Linked DNA regions of Mus musculus: all the other regions are linked to region 2. The links are chromatin loops, found by intact Hi-C in ENCODE. Cell type or tissue: left cerebral cortex. All regions are shown on one strand. Region 1 has its middle 66 kb from the start of Gm26146. Region 2 holds the start of Tent5a (terminal nucleotidyltransferase 5A). Region 3 overlaps Ibtk (inhibitor of Bruton agammaglobulinemia tyrosine kinase). Region 4 has its middle 65 kb from the start of Ibtk. Region 5 holds the start of Elovl4 (elongation of very long chain fatty acids (FEN1/Elo2, SUR4/Elo3, yeast)-like 4).

Region 1 (5,000 bases), 1.1 Mb after region 2:
TCTGTTTTAAATTCCTCTGTGTGTAAGCACACGCATGTCCACATGGCACACAGGGTCACAGAGTGGACGACTCTCTGGGGGGTCAGTTCCTCTGTTTCTCTTTGATTGACACAGGGTCCATTGTTCATCGTTGCATACATCAGACTCCCTGGTTTGTAAGCTTTTGGAGATTCTCCTGTCTCTGCTTCCCATCTCAACCCACAGAACTGCAAATGGCTTTACATGGGCTCTGGGGATCGGACTGTATTCTCACATTTATACGGCAGGCACTTTACCCACTGAGACATCTCCCAAGACCCTGCCAGAAGCTAATATATGGGGAGCTCACCACACCATGAAAAAAATGGAAAAGAATTTCATGTGCTTATGAATAATTTTAAAAGGCATTTTCCTTTGGGGTATGGCCAAAGAATCCATCATGTCGCGTGTGACTTTAAGAGTTCTCAAACTTTCCAGCATCCTCTGTTAGGAAGGCTTCCATGTTTTCTACATCTCTTTGACATCACTCTTTAGCCTCTTATTCTGTTCTACACGTTCACAGCATGTTTTTAATCAACATAGTCCATGTTTTTGTATGTCTGTCACAGCACAGACTTTGTCATAATTTAAGTAAAGCATCTCTATATTATTCAACACCCATGTTAGTTACTGGAAACACTGCTCTTGAAAAGGTCTCTTAATGTTGCCATTTCTGCTCCATAAGATAAAAACAGACAGAAAGTCCTGAGTCTCTAAGAGATGAAGTAACAACCCGAAGACAGACAGACAGATGGTGGTGAGGCCGAACTCTGTTTCTCCTACATGCAGACAGCCTCCACTGCTGATAGGAAAACTCATTCAATAGAATTGCTCCCGTATTTGGACAAGCACATAACTTAGATAGCTAGTACTACACATTACATCCATTAACCCTTTCTAAACCCAAACATAGTCTGTGTTCTAAAGGAAGGCTGCCTTAAAAAGGAGCATTGCTCCAACGTAAGCAATCTGTAGATGACTTTATGGACTACACAGATGATGGCGACCACAGACCACACTGGCAATACTGACTTATGAACTCCGTGGCCATTCCAAAGATGCAGCTTCAACTCACTCATCTCAACCACACACAACTCGACAAGGTTGATGCTCTTAGGTCCATGTCATTGATAAACGGAACACAAAGAAATTAAATGATTCACTGAAGAGCGCACAGCTCGCTATGCATCATGACAAGGGTCAAACCTAGGGGGAGTCTCTTTAAAGTCTTTAAGTACTCTACTATTCTAGCCCAGAGAAAGTGATAAAAAGTTATATTCAGCAAGCTGCTCAGCAAAGCTTGGTCTTATAGGCAACACAGGAAGTGCGAATTCGATTAAAGTAAGTAAGAAGAATTCATATGTTACTAAATGGCTTGTGCTAAGAGATACCGGTTAGCATCACTTACTGTGGGCACTACCATGGATTCAGGCTAATGATCCAGCTCATTCCTATAAAATGGATGCTCAGTACATGGGAGTTCTTTGCACTTGCTGGAACCACATTTCCAGGTAGCGTTCTATGTTCACTATGATTTGTGAAAATGGTCTCCTAATGTGAGGATGCACCCCCATAATCCCATGCCAGAAGGATCGCAAGTCTGAGGACTGCAGAGGGGGACCCATTGCAAAAGGTAAAATGTGTAAAACTAGGGTTATAAGTTGAGGCAGCCTAAGCTTTTAGAGGAGAGGTTCATCTCGGTGCTTCACCTCACTGAGCAGGTCTGGCTGTCACATAGGTAGCTTCTGACTTGTCTTCATTAGGTTAATAAGCCAAGCCTCTTTGACAGAGAAAACAATTGGAAATCGAAGGTTAAATGACCAGTAAAGGCTTAAAAACATTGAGTCCCGGTAAGTCAGAGGAATCAAAGTAGTAAGGCAAGGTACTGGAAATACACTGTCAAGATATCGTGGCCTCCTGTTTAAGTTTAGCTGCTAAAGGCAACTTCACAAGGCTAAAACTTCAGCCTGCTACTTCTCTATTGAGTTACTTGACCTTTCTAGCTTCTAATTTACTGATCTGAAAAAAAATGGTAATAATGACACCCTTCATACTTTTGCTTTGAGAATTAAACATATATATGTGTGTGTGTGTGTGTGTGTGTGTGTGTGTATAAAAAAGCAAAAAGGAAGAGAGAGAAAGAGAGACTGCTTAATAAAATAGTGTAAATTCAAAGAAATTTTTAGGCATAAACCAGTAGATTCCTTTCTCTTTGTTATTTATATCACTTGAATGAACACAGTAGGCATGTGACATCATCCAGTTCTCGGGTGACACCACCCTGAGACTCTGCAAAGGGTTAGATGGTATAACTACTCTCCTCCTGCTGTCTCCGTTTTAGCCCCACCTCTTTGTTCTTTTCTTAAAGGTTCACTTATTTTCAGTCTATGTGTATAAGTATTAGACGGCATGTGTGTATATAAGTACACCACATGCTTTCCTGGTGCCCACAGAGGCAAGAAGAATGTGTCATTGGATCCTTTGGAACAAGAGTGACATGTGGTTGTGACCCACCATACTTACTGGAAACCAAACCGAGGTCTCCTGCAGAAGCATTGAGTGTGCCTCACTGCTGAACTATCTCTTCAGTCCTTCATTGTTCTTTTGTAAGCTATAGTCTGTACCCAGGCCTACTACAACTTTCCCACAGAGTGGCCTTGCCACAATACAGCCCTATTCTGGTGTTTTGTACCCATCTTTCTGTCCCCACATCATCCACATTAATAGTTAATGTTTGCCTGATTTAAATGCAGTTGCAAAGTGCATGTGCAAATTCCAGGCAATTTCCATTTGAAAACAGGATGACTCATTAAGGTCCCTTCTGATAAACATACTGCAGGCTGGCCTGGTGGGTTTTCAATGTCTGCACTTCCAGGTGCTCCTGACAGAAAGGGAGCAATAGGAGCTGCCTGACACTGGCTTGAGGAAAAAAACAGCCTTGCTATTGACAATGGGCTGGTCCATTGCCTGGAAACAGGTAGAAGCGTCCTTGGCTTGGAGCTGGAGGGTGCCATGCGCCCTCTGCTGGCTCCCAGCCTGCTCCTCCTGTCTTCAGGGCTCTAGCATCCGCGCAGCTGGAGGTGAAGAGGAGCCTAATGGTAAATATAAATAAGAGGAACTAGTTACTGAGTTTGGGAGGCCTACAGGTCAGCATCCACAAAAGAGCTCTTCCACACTGCGAGCCACCACGCCCAAGTCCACCTGACTCTAATTTTGTGCAGTTGGGAAAACACAGGGCAGATCCCTGGGTGAACAGCAGAGAATCTGTTAGGGCTGCTGATTCTCTGGCTGTGACATCAATTTGAAGGGGCAGAACATCAAAGCTACTTCTTAACCTTCACCATTGTTTATTAATGCTTCTCCCTGCCTAAAACAGTTGCCTCATTATTATGCCTGGGAATACCACCCTTGACCTTGTTCGTGAAGAAAAGGAAAGAAGAACACTGGGAAATAATTTCTTTCAGACAGACATGCTGATGAAAAGTCGCTCACTGCACATCCAGCTTTCTGTCTCTCTCTGAATTTTTAATCTTGTTTGTGTTGGATGAGTCCCGTACCTCTCCGGTTTTTCTGACTATTGATACTTGCCGAGGGGTTATTCTATTCCGAAACTAGATTTTGTTTGAAAGAGGCAGACACTGCACCTGGAAAAGCTAGCTAGAGAAACAACAATATTATTTTACTAACTCCCTGGGTACCATCCCTATTCCTCACAGCTTGCATGAGAGATTGCACTCATAAGAAAACACATTTTCAGTGAGCAATTACAAGTGAGAGACGTCTCGCTTTGCTGAAAGGCATTGCTTTTAAATGGATGCCAAGGAGTGATGCTTGTATACTCGGACTGGGAAGGACATTATGTGTTTCAGAACTGCTTAAATCACCCCCTGAAACTTGCAGTGTCCAAGGGGAGTGGATGTCTTCATGCAAAATTTAAGAGAAATACTGAGACAACATCTCCTGCAGCAACAGTTATTTCAGAAGTTCCAGTGTGATTAACAAGTGTCTGTTTCATCTTTTCCTCTGTTTAAAATCAGACCACAGTCTTATAAAGCAAAATAGCACAAAGGCTTTCACAAAAGAGGATGAGATTCCTGTAGATCCTTTTTTTCTGGTTGAGTTCAATTATTGGCCACACAGTTCATCTATTTTTGGTTATTAGCCAGTAATGATGAAGTAGAGAGTCTGATTATTTTAGAGAATCATAAAAGATTACTAAAGTCAAAATGGTTTGATTTCATTAATATTTACTTTGATTTATTGGCCAGATTAAAGTTCAGTGAAGTAATAGGTGTTATAATTTTCAGTCAATATACAATAAATGCCATTGTGACATTTGAATTCTGTATCAACATCACATTCAAAACCTGGACTTCTCAGGCAAAGTACCTTAAAATGTCTATTCAGAACTCTAGGATTCAACACCTATACAAAGAAGGGTAAGCAGCCCAGAGGATTGACAACAGATCCGTAATCAAAACCAACAGTTTCAGTAGACTCCACATTCCACACAGGGCTTTAAAAGTAGAAAGCCCCTCAGTGATGAGCTAGCTCTTCAATATCTGTATTGATCAAATAATGTGTGGTCTGATCACATCACACATCCAATGGTGGGCCACCAATCCCAAAGATGGCTTATGCATAATAAATGTTTGCAGTATACTCAGCAGCTAAGTGAGCAATTTCTATACTCCTGAATGGGTCTCGGAATAGCTCATTCATTCAGTCCATGACAGTGTGGGGCTAAAATCTAACAGTTGCTTCTTCAGTAGAAGACAGAAATGTGGCAATGTAATACTCAGACTATACCAAATCAATACTATATATAAAAAAAAGGGGGATGGAAAATTTTCAACTGAGTTCCTTCGTATATCAACTACTAATCTCATTGTCCCAGACCATCAATAAACATGTTATGTGGAAGGAAAAAGGAAAAAGGAAAAAGGGAGGAGGTTTTATTTTTGACTTACATTTGAGGGGAC
Region 2 (5,000 bases):
AATATTGAGCATAGCTGGGCATGGTGGCACACACCTTTAATCCCAGCACTCGGGAGGCAGAGGCAGGCAGATTTCTGAGTTCGAGGCCAGCCTGGTCTACAAAGTGAGTTCCAGGACAGTCAGGGCTATACAGAGAAACCCTGTCTCGAAAAACAACAACAACAACAACAACAACAACAACAACAACAACAAAACAACAACAACAACAACAACAACAACAACAAAAAACAACAAAAAAATTGAGCATACTGTGTGGTGCACACTAGCATATTTAATATTAAGGCCAAAATTGGACTTTCTCTTACTGTGCGCTAAATCTGGATTGATTGTTACTATAAGTTGCAAATCAAGAACAACTAGTTATAAATGATATGTTTTCCTCAAAGATCTCTACTAGGCTTTCCATTTAAAAAATTCAGATAAAGATATTTTGCTTTCCCAAGAAGTAGTCTAAATACATGATTTCAGTTTTGTGGTGGCTTTAGTATTTCCAGAATTTTTTCAATCACTTGAATCTCTCTTCCCATGCCACCCCCCATCTGTGTGTGTGTGTGTGTGTGTGTGTGTGTGTGTGTGTGTGTGTGCAGCATACGTGAGTGTATATTACGGGGCATGTGGAAACGCTTGGTTCCTTTGGAGCTGGAGTTAAGGTTATTGTGAGCTGCCTGACATGGGTATTGTTAACCAAGCTGGGAGTGTGGGGGGTGTCCTCTACAAGAGCAGTAGGTGCCTTTAAATACTGAACTGTCTCTCCAGCTCCTTGTGGTGGCTTTAGCCTTATCCTATTGCCATTGGTCTTTCTTCTCTTTCATTTTCAAGGGGAAAGACTAAATTACCAAATAAGCCCAGAAGCTAAAGCCTCCTATCCTTTCTCCAAACATCAAGTCCATGTGAATCTAATCCCAGAATAGCCATGCTATGAAGTGTCTTGGCTGTGAATGTTCTGGGAAACACAGAGTTTCTTATTTAGTACTTCCATTGGCCGTCCACAGAAAGCAAGTGGGTGCTCACAACTGCAAACTTTGCAGTTTCGTGTAAGGACGGCTGCAGTTTTCCAGAATATAAATATTACCTCGTTTTGACGACAGAAGAGGAGCAATGAAGAACATATGCTTCCATTCAGCAGTGTGTAACCCGTAGCTTTTCTATGCAGCAGGCATATATTAATCCAATAATTCAATTGCCTTCCTTGGCACAGCCAAGAGTGAGTTGCCCCAGATGTCCCAGTCTGGGAGGCAGGCAGGAGGGTCTAGTTAAGCCTGGCAGTGTGGAATGCTCTGTTATTAAGGAAGTGTTATCCACAAAGAACTGCCAGCTAGAGGAAATGGTGTGTTCCCCACCATGGCCAGTGGCTGGGACTCTTCTTTTCCCTAGCACGTGGTATGGCACAGTAGGCCTGTCTCAGCCAAGACTCCTGTTCTTGGGAGAGATCTTGGGAGCAGCTGTGCAAAGAAGGGAGCCCATTCTTGAGGGGGGGAGTGGTGTCTCCCCACTTAGAGAATAGGATGCAACTGCCCAAGAAGTGGAAAGGTAGAAGCTCTGGCTGGGCCCTCTTGTCAGGATCCCCGCCCTGGCAACTTTCTAAAGCAGTTGAGTCTTCAGCCTCCTAGGACACATCGCACGTGTGAGTAAGGAGCTAGTCTGCTCACAGGCTACTCTATTTTCCAGCTTCATTTTCCTCAGGCTTTTTGATGGAAGCTTAAAACGCTGTACAAAGTAATGAGAGTGGGGCTGAACTATTGCTTTTTTTTTTATATAAAGGCAATGTATTTAATATATGACCAGCCACTTTGACGTTATTTTAAGAAGACTCAAAATTATCAGCCTTTGAAGAAAATCATTCCTGGTACTTTATCAAGAAAATATTTTTTATTCTCTCTCTGTCTCTCTCTCTCTTTCTCGTTAAATTCAGAGAGAGCTACGTAAACACTCTATCTTTGAGCTTTATTGAGAGTATTCTCGCCGGGAGGTGGTGGCGCACGCCTTTAATCCCAGCACTTGGGAGACAGAGGCAGGCAGATTTCTGAGTTCGAGGTCATCCTGGTCTACAAAGTGAGTTCCAGGACAGCCAGGGATATACAGAGAAAGCCTGTCTCAAAAACCAAAAAAAAAAAAAGGAAGAAAGAAGAGTATTCTCCTCTCTTACTTGTCCCCCTTGCTGCAGGTGCTTGCCTCAGTGTCCCCCCCCCCCCAAGACGGAAGAACTAAGCCACTGACATCTCTTAGGGCGAGAGCATTCACAGTCAAACGAGTGTTCAAGGCCTGAGCCCATCACGATCATTACCTCTTAATCCCTTTATTTCCAACCCCCTATGGCCCCTTTCTTGGCCTGAAGGCTGTAAGGTGTGTAGAAGAGCTCAGGGTGGAGGTGGTGGCTCACAGATGTAATCACATCACTCCAGAAGAGGTTGATTTTTAGGTCAGTCTGAGCTATATAGCTAGACTGTCACATGCAAGCTCATGTGAGATTGTCGTACACACAGAGGCACGCGAGCACATATACACAGACAATTTCATATATACAAAATGTGTTGCTAGGTAGCATTCATGGTTGGACATGTCCTGAAAGGAAGCAGTGGGATTTGAGAACAAGGTTGGGATCCAAGTCTCCTTTTCATCGCTCAATCCAATTTGGCCTAGGTTCGGCCTATGCTAAGAAAGCCTGGCTTCTAGTTTCTCCATTTTGTGGACTCACAGCTCCACGGGGCACCAGCAGGGGGCGGCGTTGTCACGCAGCTAGATTTGCGTGGGCGACACCCCTGCATCCCATCCCTCAACTCAGGTTGGGCTTCTAGACCAGGGCTCCCTAAATTCAGAGGCTGATTCTCTGAAGTTGTCTAGGGTCATGGGGGTAATGGCTGTTCATCTCAGGGCCTCTCCTCTCTACCCTGACTGCCTCGTTCGGCTCACAGCCTCTACCTGGATCAAGGACTGCAAAGCATTACTTTGAACGGAGGCAGCAGCGGGGCGGCGGAGGAAGTGGACAAGCGAAAGCAGGGAGCTTTCTAGCAAACAGTGCGGTGCCAGAGCGCAGAGATAACCTTTTCCAACCCTTAAGCACTCCACTGGCGACTGAAGCTGGAGGGGGAGAAACTTCTCGTCTTTTAAATTTGCCCTTAATGGCCGGTAAGAAGCCAGAGCCTACTTTGATCATTGACGTTTTATCCGCTTAAGAACTGAGAACCTTAGAGGCTGCGAGGAACGCGCTTCTCCCAAGTCTGAGCCGAAGGACCGCCACCCTGGCGGCCGCTTTTCGTGCACTGCTGGGGTTGCGCTCCGAGACCCCGCGGGTTGGCCGCGAGCCCGCGGAGCTGTGTGATAGGAGACGCGCGCCTGCCCAGCTCGCGGGCAGCAGCTGGACGCGCACTCAGGCTGGCTGGCTGGTACCGGACTCCCCACCCCACCCCCACCCCCCCACCAGCACTTCTCGAGGTTTCGAGAATCGAAACTCAGTTCTCAGCAAACCCTCCCCCTCCCTCACAGAGACTGACGTGCGTGACCAGTTGCCTCTGGAGACCACACTTGGCCCAGGGTCCAGAGTGGAATCGGCGGTCTAGCCACAAACGGACACTGTTGAGGGAACCTCCAGGAGACCCAGTTACGCGGCAATGACGCGCTCCACCCGGCCAGAAGGCTAGGCTTGGGAAGTTTCTATAGTTGCGTGATTTTTAACCCTGATCCGGTTTTGATGGCCATCTATCACATTTGAGGCAAAGTGTCTCCTCTTTAGGGGTGTGTGTGTGCGCGCGCGCGTGTGTGGACGTGCAGAAATGGATAAATCTACACGTAGGAGCCACAGGCATCTGTCTGTGCTCATAGCCAGGGGCTGCGCACCCTGGCCTAGCTCCAGCAGCTCTGAGCTCCGGCGACTGTCCACCCAGCGCTGGGGGCGGTGCTCTATGCAAATGAGAGGGTGTGGCGAGCGCTGCGCGCTGGGGCCCCGGAAGCGCGGAGAAGCCCGGTATAAAAAAAGTACTGAAGACATTTCCCCCCGCACAACTGCTAAAGCTCCAGAGACGCGAGTGTGCGCGGTGGCATCGGCGGCGTCGAGAGCCGCCACCTCCGAGACCACCGCAGCGGGGGCGCGGGCGGGGCGCGGGCAAGGGGCGGGAACGCTCAGGGCGCGGCGGGGGTCGGCGCGGAGAAGTCGCGGGCCGCTGCCGGGAGCGCACTCGCAGCTCCTGCGAAGTGTGTCCGCCTCGCGGTTCCTCGCTCGCCTGCGCTCCTAGAAGGGGCGGCCGCCTCCAGGTGACACAGACGGGACTCTCGCTTGTGCTTTCCAGATGCATCAGAGATACTTTTGGTGCGGGGCTGCTCTGCGGGGCGCGGCGCGCGGCTGGGCATTGGGGTCGGTGAGGGTTGGGGGAGGAGGGCTACTATGGGCGTCACGATCGGGGAGGGGAAGCCCAGGCCCCTCGGCGGGACCCCTGTCCCCTCACCCGCACACCTCTCTGCCGCTCCCCTAAATCCACTCTTTCCTCTTAGGACTGACCAAGGCCAAGTGGCTTTCGGAGGGCACTACATGGCCGAGGGCGAAGGGTACTTTGCCATGGCAGAGGACGAGCTGACCGGCGGCCCTTACATCCCCCTGGGTGGTGACTTCGGCGGCGGCGGCAGCAGCTTCGGCGACCGCTGCTCGGACTATTGCGAAAGCCCCACGGCGCACTGCAATGTGCTGAACTGGGAGCAAGTGCAGCGGTTGGACGGCATTCTGAGCGAGACCATCCCGATCCACGGGCGCGGCAACTTCCCCACGCTCGAGCTGCAGCCAAGCCTGATTGTGAAGGTGGTGAGGAGGCGCCTGGAAGAGAAGGGCATAGGTGTCCGCGACGTGCGCCTCAACGGCTCAGCCGCCAGTCACGTCCTGCACCAGGACAGTGGCCTAGGCTACAAGGACCTGGACCTCATCTTCTGCGCTGACCTGCGTGGGGAAGAGGAGTTTCAGACTGTGAAGGACGTCGTTCTGGATTGCCTGTTAGACTTCTTGCCCGAAGGGGTGA
Region 3 (5,000 bases), 370 kb before region 2:
ATCCTTTCATAACATCTGACCTTTCTACTGCCATTATTTTGGAGCCTATCCATGCTGTTATGTATCAGCAGTCGATTCCACTTAACTTGCTGAAGCACATCTCTTGGTGTTGGTCTACCGCAGCCCACCTCCAAGTATCTGTTATTAAACTTTGAGTGTTTCTGGTTTTAACTCAAGTTATTTTATTTAGTCAGTTCTTGGTTTTTGAGTAAGGATCTCATAACCCAAGCTAGCCTGGGACTTCTTTGGTGTGGTTGACCTTAGGATCCTCCAGCCCTAGCTTCCTATGTGCTGGATTGCAAGTGTATACTACCTAATTCAGGCACTTTTTATACTGACTTTAAAAGACAATTCATGTTGTAAATGCCTACATAATACATGAAGATTTATCCATAATTTAGTAGCAACATTTTAATTAAATTGTCTTTTCTAATTTGGTATGTAATTGTTTTTTCTTTTTGAGATGGGGTCTTTTATAGTTCAAGTTGGCTGGCCTTAAACTTAGTATGTGTGTAGCTGAAGATGGCCTTGAATTCCTGTCTTCCTGCGTTCACCTCCCAAGAACAGGGATTATAGGCCTGTGCCATCACACCTGGCTTCTTAATTGTACTTGCAAATGAACATTCTTGATTGGTAGAAGGCTAGTAAAAAAACTTCAGGTGGTTGGATTCACACATATACCCTTCCAGAAAGTTGAGAGAGAGAGAGAGTGGGTGTGTGTATGTGGGTGTGTGTGGGGGGGCAGGGTGGTGGTGTCAGTTGTGACCAGATTAATGTTTTATGTAATGTCAAGCACTATTTCCAATTTTTTTCTTCCTATAAACCCATTTTTAAGAAGTCCTAGTAAGTGTGGTGACTCAGGCCTGCCATGCTGTTGTCTGAGAGGCTGGGGGAGGATTGTGGATGCCAGCCTGGACTTTGTAGTGTGTCTGGGTGGAATAATGGATCTCCCACTTCTCTGCTGTGTTTATTCTAATCATGGCCCCACCGGTCTGAAAGCGCAGTCGGGTGAGATGTGTCCTACAAGAGACATCAGTTCCCACTTGGTTCCATTCTGGATTCTGCTCTATTACTAAACTGGCTAACATTAATGGTGCCCTGTGATGGGTCTGCTCTACTAGAACTGCAAGTGTGGGTCATTTTCTCATTTTATTTTTTAGACTTTCTATACTATCTGTATCGTGAGCATGTGTCTTGTTAGCAGATAATATCCCATAGACTATTTTCATATATGTTATCAGATAACATACAATAGATTACCTTCATCTGTGGTCCTCTTGGTAGGACCAGTTGTCTTCATAATTAACACACAAACCCAAAGTCAAACAAACTGCAGATGCTCCATAAACAACCCATTCTTCCTGCTCTTCATTCCTTCCTAAGCAGTGCTTGCTAGTTTCTTGTTTTTCTCAGTAACACACTGTCATGAGGATATAAAGCTAGTTTTAGCTCTTGAATGTTTAAATATACACTAAACATTGTAACCAAGGCTCTCACCCCCTCTCATACCCTCTGGACTTTTACTCTAGTTATAATAGTGGCTCTGTGCTTAGTTGTCTTCCTTGCTTCACTACATCAAACTCTTGTATTCTCTTTTAAAAATACAGGACTTATTATGCCTTTGGAATAAAAACTAGAATTTTTTTTTAAGATTTGTTTATTTATTTAATGTATATGAGTATACACTGTAGCTGTACAGATGGTTGTGAACCTTCATGTAGTTGTTGAGAATTGAATTTTTAGGACCTCTGCTCCCTCTGGTCAACCCTGCTTACTCAGTCCCTGCTTGCTCTGGCCCAAAGATTTATTTATTATTATACTTAAGTACATTGTAGCTGTCTTCAGACGCACCAGAAGAGGGCACCAGATCTCATTACGGGTGGTTGTGAGTCACCATGTGGTTGCTGGGATTTGAACTCAGGACCTTTGGAAGAGCAATCAGTGCTCTTATCTGCTGAGCCATCTCGCCAGCCCGAAACGCTAGAATTCTTAATATGGCCTTCAAGATATATAGCCTGGGTTTTGTCAACTTCTTTTCCTTTGTCTTAGGAAGTTATCCATGTATTATATTTTTTTTGGACTTTTTGTTCAGAACCTTCGTCCTTTCTATTGCTTTAACCTTTTATTCCAACTTTTCATGGTTTTTGCAGTTGCATAGTTTAGAGACATCATACTTCCTTTAGTAAGTTGGTTTCTGGTCATGACATAGTTCTGTTGTGCTTCTGTACCATGCTTAGAGTAATTCTTTTGGTTTTGTTTGTTTGTTTGTTTGGTTGGTTGGTTGGTTTTAAACAGGATTTTACTGTATAGTTCTGGCTGGCCTAGAATTTGCTATGTAAACCAGGCTGGTCTCAAATTCAGAAATCCGTGTCCCTCTCCCCCAGGGCTGGGATTAAAGGTGTGAGAACCACACCTGGCGCTCGTACATGTGCTGCATCTGTTTTCATCTCAGATGAAAGAATGTGGCATCTCTGTAGCAAAAATGATGTTTCTCGTAGCTAGGCATGGCATACACAGGCTGGAAATGGGCATTTAATGAGTACTTGGTATTTGACTGAATAAAAAAATAAATTACTACTGCAACTCCTTTTCAGGTAATATTTGTTTTGAATATAGTGAATTTTATTGGGTATCTCTGATGTACAAACTTGAAAGTATAAAAATTAAGTTTATTTTTATAGTATTTTACATTTTAAATCCTAGCAGTATACATTGGGCTTTTAATTTTTCATTAAGTTGCTATTTGTCGTGGAGCTAAGAAGATCTTAAGGATCTGTGGTTTGCTAGTTGGTCACTAGAGTGTGCTGTCGCATTGGGACTAAACTGTGAGGAGTATATGCGGCCCTATATCTTTGGAAGGCTGAGTGGAAAGATCATGTCTCAGTAGCTCGATGGTTAGAATGGGAACTAATTTTTAAATAGATTGCTCTCATTGAAAAGGATATAGAAAAAAAGCATAGATTATGTTTCATGCTTTATTTAATCATACAAAACCTGTAGTTCACAAGTAAATTTGTTTTTAAAAAGGACATATAGAACACTATAGGCTAACAAAAGATGCACCAAATTAATGGAATACCTGGTAGGAGCATAGCATTGTATTGGCTTCTGTTGGGCATATGGAAAAATACAATATGCAGACTCAGCCCATAGTGGATTCATTTATTAGTCTTGCTAATAAATGAAAATATGTATACAGATATTGAATGGCAATGCCAGAGTGAAATGACAAGTCAGAGCAGTGCAGAGAAATTCGCTGTGTGTGAAGGAAGTCATGTGCTGGACACAGCCTCAGCTGCTGCAGCCGTGACCTCCCTGTTGTAATGTGTGACTGTGGAACAGCACAGTCACTATTGATCCTCCTTGTTGTCACACACTTTGAAATGTGGACTAAGAATTTTAAAGAAGAAATGAAAAACTAGGAGAAAGGGAAGCATAAACAGGAAGTAGTGGGTGAAAAGCAGGAAGACAGGAGTGCTGGTTGCCCTTGGGGTTAGAGTGCAAGGGTCAGGACACAGCTGAGGAACGTCTATACAACATGCACTTTTGTCTTGATTGGAGAAAATGTCACTGAAGAAATTATTACTATTATTTTTTTACCCCCAAGGCATGGGCAAGCAGAAAAGGCAGTGTCGTCAGGGGATGCTAAAATGCAGGACGGAGGACTTGTGCTCTTTCTTTTAGTTCTTTGTTCCTTGTCTGTTTTTTTCATTTTCCTTTCACCTAAGTAGCTCTGTAGCTCTGGACTGGGAAATGTGAGCCATGTTTCTAATCACCATGAAAAGCTCTTTCTGGAAAAAATTGCTATTATGATTATATTAATTCTAATATTATGTAAAATTTTAAAATAAAGCTAGTATAAAATCTTATAAATTAAAAGATATTGTCTAAGCAAAAATAGCTTAGTTCTTTTCACATCAAAATTTGACAGTACTTTTCAATTTAAACAAAATTCTTTAAAAATACTTCATATAACGTTTTTGTATATTTTTCTTTTTCAGAAGACTAATTGTATACAAACTACATATTAGAATGTCTGGTTTTGTTTTTAGAATCTGAAACTTAATAAGTTTATATTATTTGAAAGTTTAGAACTCTTAAAAAATTCTAGCTTTTTTTATTTTTTGGTTTTTCAAGACACGGTTTCTCTGTATAGCCCTGGCTGTCCTGGAACTCACTTTGTAGACCAGGCTGTCCTTGAACTGAGAAATCCACCTGCCTCTCCCTTCCAAGTGCTGGGATTAAAGGTGTGTGCCACCACAACCCGGCAATTTCTAGCTATTTTATTTAGTAGCTTTCCTGTACTTTATGATGAAATTTTGATGACTCCCTGTTGTTTGGATAAAGAAATGATTAATATAAGTATCCATTAAAGATTATTAGTGGAAAGAGTTGTGGGATTATAATCTTACAAAACATATTTTTGTGCTTTTTTGTCATTTAAAAAGTTTTTTTTGGGACTTGCTAGCCAAGCTCCATTGTGTTAAGTCTGCGTCCCCAGCTTGATGTTTCAGTGAAACATTATTCAATAGAAGTCCCTCTTCACTGTCATCATTTATGAAGTCAGGGTCATACAAACCATTGCGGCTTGTTTCTGATCTCCTGTATCACAGTCCTTCCTAAAATAGAATGGTTATTTTTAAAGCTTTAATTTGCATTTATCCAGTAGACCCTGGGTTTGAAACCTCCTAAGACTGTTAATTTAGTTTTGTTAGTCTATAACACACCATTTTCAGTCCTTTATTGGCTAATATTAATTGTGTAAAATAACAGGTTTCTTTGTGACGTTTCTATACTTTGATTATACCTATGCTTTCTTCCCCTTTAATAATTCGTAACTATGGACTTAACTGCTCTTACCTAACAAATAAGTAGTTATCAGTTCTACAGTATTTGTGTATTGTTGAAAGTACTGATACATTCTAGTTGTTTCCCAGAAAGCCTGGATAATTTTCAGCATCTGAAGTGTGGCTGTTGATGAGCTGCCCCCAATAGATTCA
Region 4 (5,000 bases), 360 kb before region 2:
AGACACCTGGAGGGAAGAATTTCTAGCTATCTGTAATTATTTCCCCAATGGGCCACACTGATGGTCAGTTGTATATTTTTACTCTGCTAAAAATTCCACTTATAGAATATAAATTTTTTTCTATATATTTGAGTAATTTGAGAAGAAATGAATTTCACGACGTCTCTGTGATATCAGTAAAGAAGCTTTCCAAAGTCCTTGACTTGTTGGAAGGGTTGATACTCTGAAGACACTGTAAATGGCGGTTTTCTTCTTGTCCTCCATTCTGCCTGTGAAGTGCCCTCTGGAATCCCTGTGGCAGTTGGATGACAGGAGTGTAAGCTGGGGCTGACAGCATGGGGCTCTTGTCCTTCCTTTATAAACCACGACCAGATTGCCTGTCCTTTATGGTCTGTTTTGTGTAGTGAGCTACTTTACAAATTTTCATATGGGAAGAAATGCTTCTGCGGGAAAGTGAAAGATAAGCCCCGCCGTGAACTTCAGTTTTTCATGAACGAGTCCATGAAGGTGACAGCTGATATGTCGCCTTGAAAACCCAGGAGGGTGGTGGGAGTTCCCCTAACAGTCCCTTCTTCCTGAAGTCACCCATCCACCTCTAGCTGCATAGCTTCAAGAAAACCAATAGAACTGAAGAAAATCTGTGAGTCATCAATTTGTGTGATTGCTAGGCTAGCGCGGCCCTTTAACGATCACCTAGACAAGGCCAGAGCTTTTGTGTAGAAAGGCGATGCTGGATGAGGTAGATCCAGCAGGAGACTGTGTTAAGATTTGAAACCAAGGAAACTACAGGTGAATTTGTTGACAGAATTTGGTGACTAAGTCTCTAAATTCTAAAACATGTCTTTTTGGAAAATCCTGCTTTATGTGGGAACAACAACCTGGTCTGAAGGCCAGCCATGGGTGGGTAGCTTGTTTGTAGCTCTTTTGAAGGACATGGTGAGGGCTGGTGAGGTGGCTCAGTGGGTAAAAGCCCTGGATGCTCTCCCGAAGGTCCTGAGTTCAAATCCCAGCAACCACATGGTGGCTCACAACCACCCATAATGAAATTTTATGTCCTCTTCTGACAGGTCTAAAGACAGCTACAGTATACTTATGTATAATAATAATAAAAAAGAAATCTTCGGGCTGGAGCGGGGCCGACCGGAGTGAGCAGAGTTGACCAGAGCAAGCAGAGGTCCTAAAATTCAATTCCCAACAGTCACATGAAGGCCCACAACCATCTGTACAGCTGCAGTATACTCATATACATTAAAAAAATAAATCTTTTTTTTTTTTAAAAAGGACATGGTGAGAGATACTTGTGTGTGTGTGTGTGTGTGTGTGTGTGAATGACTGAGGTTGATGGCTGTTTCTTAAAATTGTAGATATAAAGAAACCCTATTGGTTTTCCATTATATACAGAAGAAAGTGACCAATAGGAATACCATCTCTCTTCGTAGTATGGTTCTTCTTCAACTATAGCAGGCTGTTTTTGAAACTGTCATTTGTCTATAACAGTTTACCAAGAAACAGAGATATAAAAGACTACTTTTGTATATAGGAATAAAAAGTTTGTAGTCCAGATATTTCAGATTTGTTAATACAGAGATGTTTTCAGGAAAAAAGTAGAGCCATCTTCCAAGCAGAGTTTGGAAACTGATTGGAGACATGTTGCGGTCCAGGTGTCCTCTCTTAAGGTTCCACATGGTTATCTGCCTGTGCATTTTCTGAGCTGTTTCTCAAGCTCCTGGCCAGCTGTTGACTTGTGTTGAAGCAAGCTCCTCCTAGTCCCATTCTTTCCTTGTATGGTAGTCATCCGCCCAAAAGCCCAAATCACTCAGGCAGAACCCGGGGTCGCGACTAGCCTTTTCCTCATTGTTTATGCATCCCACACACTGGGTGGTCCTCCAGCATCTGTCCACGCCGCCTTCTTGTCCGGCCGCCTTCTTGTCCGTGTTGTCTACTTAGTCTTCCCTGTGTTTTTCTTATTGTGCCTACTGTGTTTACTGTGCTCTAACTCCTTCAAAACAAACTCAAACTTTTGGTCTTAGCATCCATTTACCATCCTTTGTACAATGTTTACTTATTTGTAAATGTGTTTGGTTTGTACACTGCGTTCCCCACAAAGGCCAGTAGGGGGCACCAGAGCCCTGGCACTGGAGTTACAGATGGTTCTGAACAGCCATTTGGGTGCCGGGACACCTGTTTTCCTTGTTCTGTGGTGGTTTTTCAGCTAAAGTCTGACGATGTTTTTCCCTGATGTTCTGAACTGGAATTCTTACTGCATGCTAAGCAGGTCCTGCAAAGCATCTAATTGAAAAGAGAAAAAAGATACATCTTCGGTCTTTTGTCTTCTCAGTAGCCAACAGCCCCCCAAAATGCAACCCTTTCCTGGAACTAGACTTTCTATTTGTTAGCTTCTTGTGTGTAGCAGGAACATTCTTGAGCTGTTGTAGGATGACTCCATTTTACTACTTTATGTGTGTGTATGTATAGTGTATTTTCAGGAAGCTGCTGCATCAGGAGGTTTCTTAGGACTCCGATGTCTTCTGTGTTACTTATTCCTCCAGGTTTCCCTCGTCTACTCTGTCCTCCCATCCCCCACTCCGATTTATCCCTTCCTCCTCTGTAACTAATTCCTCCTTTAACCTCTTATGCCAGTGTATTCCATCTCCCCTCCCTTGAAAGCCTGTCCACCACTTCTTAGTAATTTCCTGACTTCTGTGGGTATTGCGTCCCAAATGAAACAAATATATCAAAAGATTCAAAATTAAATTCCACAGGTGAGAGAAACTATGTGATGCCTATCTCTGGATACCTGGGTTGCCTCGCTCAGAGTGATTATTTCCAGGTCTGTCTATTTATGAATTCCATTATTTTTCTTAATAGCTGTGTAGATATACCCCGTTTCATTATGCATCCATGTGTCGACGAACATTGCGTAGGGTTTTCTGACAGCTTGTAGAAAGCTTCTAGAGTTCCACTGTCTACTGTCCCATGAGGACACCAAGAGAGAAATGCCAACATTTTCAGTTTCTTAATGAAATCCACTTGACTGGCCAGTTGATCACTTTAAGGCAGTGGTTTTCAACCATAAAATTCCACTGCTACTTCGTTACTAATTTTGCTACTGTTATTAATTATAAGTTAACTTTCTGTGTTTTCTGATGGCCTTCCCCCCCCCCCCCCCCCCCCCGTGAAAGGGTTGTCCCATCCCCACTCCAGGGGTTGAGACTCACAGGTTGAGAACAAAAACAGTGCCCCTGATCTCTGTGTAGCTACATCTGGAACTTCAGCATGGTGGTCTCTAACTCCTGTAGAAGGACAGCCCAGAGACACGGACCTGCAACTTGAAAAGAACTGCTTCTGAAAAACAAATAACAGCAGAAAAAAAAATCAGGAGAAGAAAGCACAGTGTATAATACAAAATAAGAAAAAATATGAAATTGAAACGCACCTTCATAAAACTGCATGTGGCTGACGCTACTAAATGCTTTAGCTCAGCCCTTTGGGTTCTTGTTTATTTTAGCCATGGTCTCTGTCCAGGTTGTATATACTGTGTAGATTGACAGATCTGGAATTTTGCCTCCCATGTGCTGGGATTATAAGCATTCACCAGGATGTCTGGCTCCTTTGAAAGCACTTTGTAAGGTAGAAGTAACAGTTCTGCTAACAGTATCACAGGATGCTCTTAGTTATTAAGTCAATTGGGTTTTTGTTAACTTTACATTTTAGACAAAAATCTGTCTCTAAGGTGTGTGTCCCTGTCCTTGAGTAAGTCCTGTATGGATTTTGAAAATAAGTTTAAAACAAATTACTAGAGCTGCTTACCAGTAAGAAACATCCAGTTTATGATTCCTTTTATTTTCAGAACAGCAAAATGGAAATAGTAGTAAATTGGAAAGAAAACGTGAATTTTCCTTTTTCTTCAAAGAGGAAAATCCATGAAACACTCAGGGTTTCTCAGCCTTTTGTGCTATGAAACAGAGCCATGCCCTTGATTCATTGTCCAATCGTAATAGAAATGGAGAACTCTTAGGGAAAGAATGGCTTACAGTATGGACCCAGTGATGTGTGCCCGAATCTATACTCTTGAGCTAATTGTCATTATTGCTGTCACTAACAGGTCTTTATTTAAATTCTACAGAGTGTGGGATTCAAGGACAGGGAAAGGGGGTGGGGTCTGATGCTCACATTAGACTTAGGAGAAAGTGACAGAGCATCCTCTCAGGCTGTGCAGACAGTGAACACGGAGTTAAAGAAGGCCACTAGGACGTAAAGGAAAGCAAAATCCTAGGTAGGTGTTAAACATTCACTTTGCACTTTTTTGTCATTCACTTTTCAGGCTAGTAAGCCGTACAAAGTGAAAGTCAGGATTATTAAGATTTTTTTTTGTTCCCTTTAATATTATTTGCCCTCCATGATCTTCAGAGTTCAAAGGCAACGATGTACTTTATGCAATATATATATAACACATATGTAAGTAATTACATAAAAATGCATATATGTAACTGGATTGCATGCATAATTTTTACAAAGTTTGATTAGGGTTTCTTTCATTAGTAACATGCTCTCGTGCCATGTAGTGAACCACTATTACTGAATTCTCATGAATTCTACTGTAGTGCCCTTCAATTCAGAGGCATTTTAAAGCAGCCATGTCTGTGTAGCGTAGGGCTTGTACCTTAAAGTGACCTGCTGATTGTGAAGAATACTGATTTTATCTGAAAAGCTCCATGGTTAAGTTAATCTGCAGATTATGATGCTGAACAAAGATCTCTGTTTTCAGGTTTGTTTGGAACCTGTAAAATGCCAGTGCAATTTCTCCCTTTTATTTGCATATTTTGGGGGGAATCCCTCTGGGAGATTATTCAGGACCACCCTAACATTAGGGTTACATAGGAAGCCTATGAAACTAGTCAAACTAGTAATATGTAGGCTTAGATTTTTAAAAAACCTATTTTAAATAAGGGTTTTCAAATGCTTCACCCCTCCTCCCTCTCTCCCACTGCCCAAAGGAA
Region 5 (5,000 bases), 1.5 Mb after region 2:
GAAAAAAAAATGTAGTAGGTATACCACTACCTACTAGACCTATCTAGTCTCAGTTTCCCAGCCTCGTTAACATTGTCAGCTATGAGCTCTATCTCATAGGGGGCTTTAAATTGTGCCATTGAGCCAGTGAACATATCTTGCAGGAAGGTTGCTATCCAGCTCTCAGGCTTCACAGCTGAGTGAGATGGACCATCACTTTTCTACAGTAGTATCATGAATAGCATCCTTGAGCACTATAAGCACTAGCCAGTAGGGGTGGGGGCAAGGCTTGCGGTTGAGTACCAGGTTGAGTTCTCTGTGTCCTATTACATTAAGTATGTGTAGTCTTCATCAATAGGGTCTTATCATCAGCCGTGCAGGCTGACAGCAGTGCCATTTTGTCAGTTTTACTGACCTATCTTGTTGGTCAGAAATGATACTCTGATCCCATTCCATCAGATATTTCTGAGATAAGGAAGACAAGAAATTAAGTATGAGGTAACCAAGAAAGGTTTTATAGTGATGACTATGTCTCCTGCTTAGATAAAATATTAGATGTGGGCCTGGCAGTGGTGGCTCGTGCCTTTATCCCCAGCACTCAGAAGGCAGAGATAGGTATATCTCTGAGTTCAAGGTTAGCCTGGTCTACAGAGGGAGTTCCAGGACAGTCACACAGAGAATCCATGTCTTTGAAAACTGCAAACAAACAAATAAATACTAAGTACGTAAATAGATAGATAGATAGATAGATAGATAGATAGATAGATAGATAGATAGATAAGTTAGATGTGAAGGAATGAAAGAGAATTCCACCTGGATCTAGACAGATGTGTCTGACAAAATGCTTCATTATGACTAAATATTCTTGAATGTGAAATTAGATTCTTCTTGATATATTCAAAATGAGGTACTAGGGAACTTTCCAAATTGACATACATGCACACTAATGAGTATGCATCTCCAAAGACCCTGACTTTATTGTAATATTTACATTGTTGTTTGACATCCCTACCCTATTGTAACAGTTCAAGGGGATTATGGGAAGAATTTCTTTAAAAGGGTAATAGACCATCATGATTTGGGAGAGGAGGAAGGGGTTATCTTACCTTAGCAAATATGCTACCCACTTCAGAAATATTATTATAAGATACTTCTTATAATTCCACAATGCATTTGAGGTCAGTCTGTCCCCATGTTTGTATGGCGTATTGTATTTATTAGATTTGTTCTGCTTTGTTAAATAAGCTACTACTGAAACTGTCTGTGTCTTCTCTATATTCTTTCTTTTAAGAGGAAACAATATTTTGTAACATAGTTAGATTCTTTTGTGGCAGTCTTATCTATCTATCTATCTATCATCTATTTATTAAGGGACATTTTGACTGTTTAGAGCATACAGTGATTATAAGTAAAACTGCTAGAAATACCAGTGGGAAGGATAAATATACTTTTATTTATCTAACTTTCCATTTGTTTGAATATTTGAAGGTACATTATCACATGCATTCTGGGTTCAATTGTCTTAGCAGAAATGGTGCTTGTAATTTGATATAAAAATACCACTAATTCTTGGGAGTTAGTCAATTATAAGAAAGTTACCTTTCTCCAGCTTGGCCTCTTTCTGGGTGGTTTGCTACTAAGTGTCACAGTGCTACTGTGTCATTCTTTCCTTTGACAGATAAATGTATCTCTTGCTCAAATTAGATTTAGTTTCATTTGAGAATAAATAACTTAAATTTTAAAAAGAGCTGTATATTCTTGTTGGCTCTGGAGAGTTTACAAGTATCTTCTTCCCCCCCCCCGCCCCCACCAAAAACATACCCAGCCTTGAAACACAGCTTTCCAGACAGACTTAAGCTCCTTTTAAAAGTCCTTGTCCCAGAAGGCTTCTGTGGGTTTTGAGAAGGAGGAAAGAGCCATAAGGATATGTGCAGGTTTGGGGATAGACATGAGTTGTTAAGTCAAGAGAGTTGCTAGGTCTCTCACATTTAATGAGTCCAACTAAAAGCAATTGCTAGCATCGTTTGGTTTGAAAATTCTTCTATCATTCATATACTTCAGCTCATCACTCCTAATCTGTTTCCATACATCCCTAGGCATGGGCGCAGTCTAGCCAACTTCACTTTACTTCCGTTTTCAGTGCTGTTCTTATTTCTCTCTGCAACATCACCAGAATGTCCCATACTGTCTGTGCTTCTACTGCTGGTGACCTCTTAGGTATAAAGATATGCAGTCTTTCCTCCCCATGCTCTCTCTGCTGCTCCAACAGTTCCTGGGAAAACCTCAATTTTATAGCTAACCCTTGAAGCTCTTCCAGTCTCTACCCATTACCCCACTTCAAAGCTGCTTCTTTTCAAAAGACTAAGTAACTTGTAGAGAATACAGATTTATTTCTTACAGTATAAAACTAGGAAGCCTATATTCAAGGCACTAGATCTAGTGAGGGTGCTTTTGTTTCCTGCATCATTCCATGGTAAAAAAAGTAGACGACTAAGAAGTATTTATTCTGAGAGACCAAACTCACAATTTAAAATGCTTTGCGCTGGGCAGTGGTGGCACACACCTTTAATCCCAGCACTTGGGAGGCAGAGGCAGGTGTATTTTAGAGTTTGAGGCCAGCCTGGTCAAAAAAATAAAAAAGCTTTGCTACTTAATCTATTTATGAAAGGGGAGCCCTCATGATCCACACCACTCCAAGTAGGTCTCAACTCTCTACCTTGCTGTATTGGGGATTGAGATCCAACAACACATGAACTTCTAGGGATGTTTTCAAACCATAGACGCAAGCTTTGGTTCTGTGTGATTATTGGTATCTGTAAACTACTTGTGAATTAAGCAATATTAAGTAATGGACTGTAATCTTCACACCAAGTAATAGAGCTCAAGGGTGGATACATCCTAAGACTGTTTCTTCTTATGTGCTTGAACAGCTCCTAAGTATAAATAAAAATGACTATGCCCCCAAGTAAGGCAGAGAAAATGTTAACAATATAGTTGCCATTTCTAACTTAACATTGATGGGGCTTGTCTATGATTTCCTTATGTGACAGGCGCCCCCTAGTGAACAAGGAACTCAAACTGACCTCCACTGTAGAAGAGAGGCTCCAAGAAAATTCTTGAATAAAGCTGCCTTAATGATTCCACATTATATTAAATAAGCAAAGACGGTGACATTTTGTGAGGTGAGGGTAGGAATCTGTTCTCCATCATAAAAACATCCAAGACTCCAAGACAATACAGAGGTAGCAACCAATACCATAAGCAAAGGGAAACCTAACTCATACTCACATTAACAAAGGAAATGAAATTTGACTAGAATTCTTTGTAGTTACTAGATTCGTAACTAGGAATTGAGGTGTAAGAAATTCTTTAATTTGAGAAACTTCATTCTGGCAAGCAGATTTGACAAATTAATAAATCATATCATTTGGTTGATTTCAGAATAAAGCATGTAAAGAAGGCTGTGGGGGTCTGAGTTATATAGCAAATCAGTTACCTTTAATTAGCCTTCCTCGCCGAAGCTCTCTCTACTTAAACAACTCCCACTATGCTCTGAAGTGATGTGCGTTATAATTTTGTCACCATAAATATTTATGACTTGCTATTTATAGCACAGAGTTAGGGCTCAGGTAGTACTCATGTTAACAACGTTGAGCATTTGACTCAGTGACCTCTAAAATAAGCATTCTAAATCAGTCAAGTGGAGAAAAAAAGCCGAAACAAAAGTGGATGGCACATCTGAATAAAACGCATATGAACTTGTTATTGGACCATTCACTGAAATCTTGCTTTATGTCAGAAACTATAAAAATGGCATAGTGTGATTTTGTTGCTGCAGTTATTGTTGTTGCTATTTATTCATAGAGACTGCTTTCTTCTCACAAGTCAACTGCTCTTTTTCTCCTCAGCATCACCCTTTCAGATTGACCTGAATCTCATGTGGTGCAAGTGGACTCTTTTAGCCTATTCTTATGGCTCCATCCTCTCTGAACTACCAATAGCCTAATTTGGTACAATTATATTGCTTTGATCGGCCAGTGTCGCTGTTTTCAATACTCACAAGGATTTAACTACATGCTAATAATATTTACGGGGTGACCACAGACTACTCTCCTTTGCCGCTGCTTAAGACAAATGGCATTCCTTTACAGTGAAACCACCCGCATTTCCTTGTCTGGGTGACAAGCACGTGCCACAGGCGAAGACAGCAAAAGCACATGTGATGGAGGTGAATGATAGGCAAGAACCAGAAATGCATCGCGTACTTCATCTTTGCCCACAAACTCCCACTTTTTCCCGTCCGGTTTCCCACGTTGCATCCGGCAGAACAGAGGTAACCGTGGGCAGGAAGGCAGGGGAGGAGGACTGGGTACGAGGTGTCCCCCTGCGGCGTTCCTGTGGCCCAGGTGGTGGCCCGGGGCTGGCCTTAGCGCGCCTGCGCAAGCCGGCCACCACTCGCGACCGCAGCATCCCCGCGCCCGGGGCGAGAGGAGGCGCCGCCCCGCCCCGCGCGGCCACGTGATGCGGGCGAGGGGATTGGAGCTGCGGCAGCGCGCGGCGACAGAGAGGAGCAGCGCTGGGCGCTCGTGGCTGGTCCTCCTCCTCCTCCGCCCTCCGGCTTCTTGTCTCTGCTGTTCGCCGCTGCTCTCCGCCTGCATCCCCAGTCGCGGCGCCTGGAGGAGGAGGAGACGCCGCTGCCAGCAGGGTTCCCGCCGCAGTCGCCCACGGTCCATCGGAGCCTCTCTTCTCGCCGCTGCTCGTACCTCTCCTCGCCAAGATGGGGCTGCTGGACTCAGAGCCCGGCAGCGTCCTGAACGCGATGTCCACGGCATTCAACGACACCGTGGAGTTCTATCGCTGGACCTGGACCATTGCAGGTACAGGCGAGGGGCCTCACCCATCTCCTCTGGGTGTTCCTTGGGCTGCCCACGGCTCAGACGCCAGTCCCCGGCTTCAGCGCTAGGCAAGGCCCTGCGCCCCCTACCCAGCGCCTTGAGGCTGTTGGGGGCGCTCGGGTCCCC

What was found. Peaks named below come from ENCODE experiments on the same cell type or tissue, not always from the same donor. Only the 100,000 strongest peaks of a DNase experiment are listed, where the experiment ranks them.
Region 1: it touches region 2 in a loop (9-fold over the local background); 12 of 42 quality-filtered maps call a loop at or near these places.
Region 3: it touches region 2 in a loop (2.9-fold over the local background); 8 of 42 quality-filtered maps call a loop at or near these places.
Region 4: it touches region 2 in a loop (2.6-fold over the local background); 8 of 42 quality-filtered maps call a loop at or near these places.
Region 5: a loop joins it to region 2, with 13 times the contacts of the local background. A loop is called at or near these places in 4 of 42 quality-filtered maps.

Annotation. Positions count from the first base shown.
Region 1 is chr9:84,251,456-84,256,455 of GRCm38, reverse strand. No RefSeq gene overlaps it. Among named protein-coding and RNA genes, the nearest start is that of Gm26146, 66 kb to the right of the region's middle. In left cerebral cortex, a CTCF peak has its summit at 3,057 (motif pointing left); a DNase peak (open chromatin) is centred at 3,071.
Region 2 is chr9:85,326,291-85,331,290 of GRCm38, reverse strand. Tent5a (terminal nucleotidyltransferase 5A) reads left to right here and starts at 4,141. Exons shown (of 3, transcript NM_001160379.1): 1 at 4,141-4,248; 2 at 4,486-5,000. The coding sequence starts at 4,523. In left cerebral cortex, a CTCF peak has its summit at 2,708 (motif pointing right); DNase peaks (open chromatin) are centred at 3,524, 3,838, 4,170, 4,694 and 2 more places; H3K4me3 peaks cover 2,301 bases; H3K27ac peaks cover 1,601 bases.
Region 3 is chr9:85,691,732-85,696,731 of GRCm38, reverse strand. All of the region lies in intron 26 of Ibtk (inhibitor of Bruton agammaglobulinemia tyrosine kinase), which reads left to right. Among named protein-coding and RNA genes, the nearest start is that of Ibtk, 55 kb to the left of the region's middle. In left cerebral cortex, CTCF peaks have their summits at 1,857 (motif pointing right) and 2,792; DNase peaks (open chromatin) are centred at 885 and 2,815.
Region 4 is chr9:85,682,323-85,687,322 of GRCm38, reverse strand. No RefSeq gene overlaps it. Among named protein-coding and RNA genes, the nearest start is that of Ibtk, 65 kb to the left of the region's middle. In left cerebral cortex, a CTCF peak has its summit at 2,102 (motif pointing right); no DNase peak of the experiment used is centred here.
Region 5 is chr9:83,805,795-83,810,794 of GRCm38, reverse strand. It overlaps Elovl4 (elongation of very long chain fatty acids (FEN1/Elo2, SUR4/Elo3, yeast)-like 4), which reads left to right and starts at 4,490. Exons shown (of 6, transcript NM_148941.2): 1 at 4,490-4,856. The coding sequence starts at 4,757. In left cerebral cortex, a CTCF peak has its summit at 3,047 (motif pointing left); DNase peaks (open chromatin) are centred at 3,039 and 4,541; H3K4me3 peaks cover 1,252 bases; H3K27ac peaks cover 1,055 bases.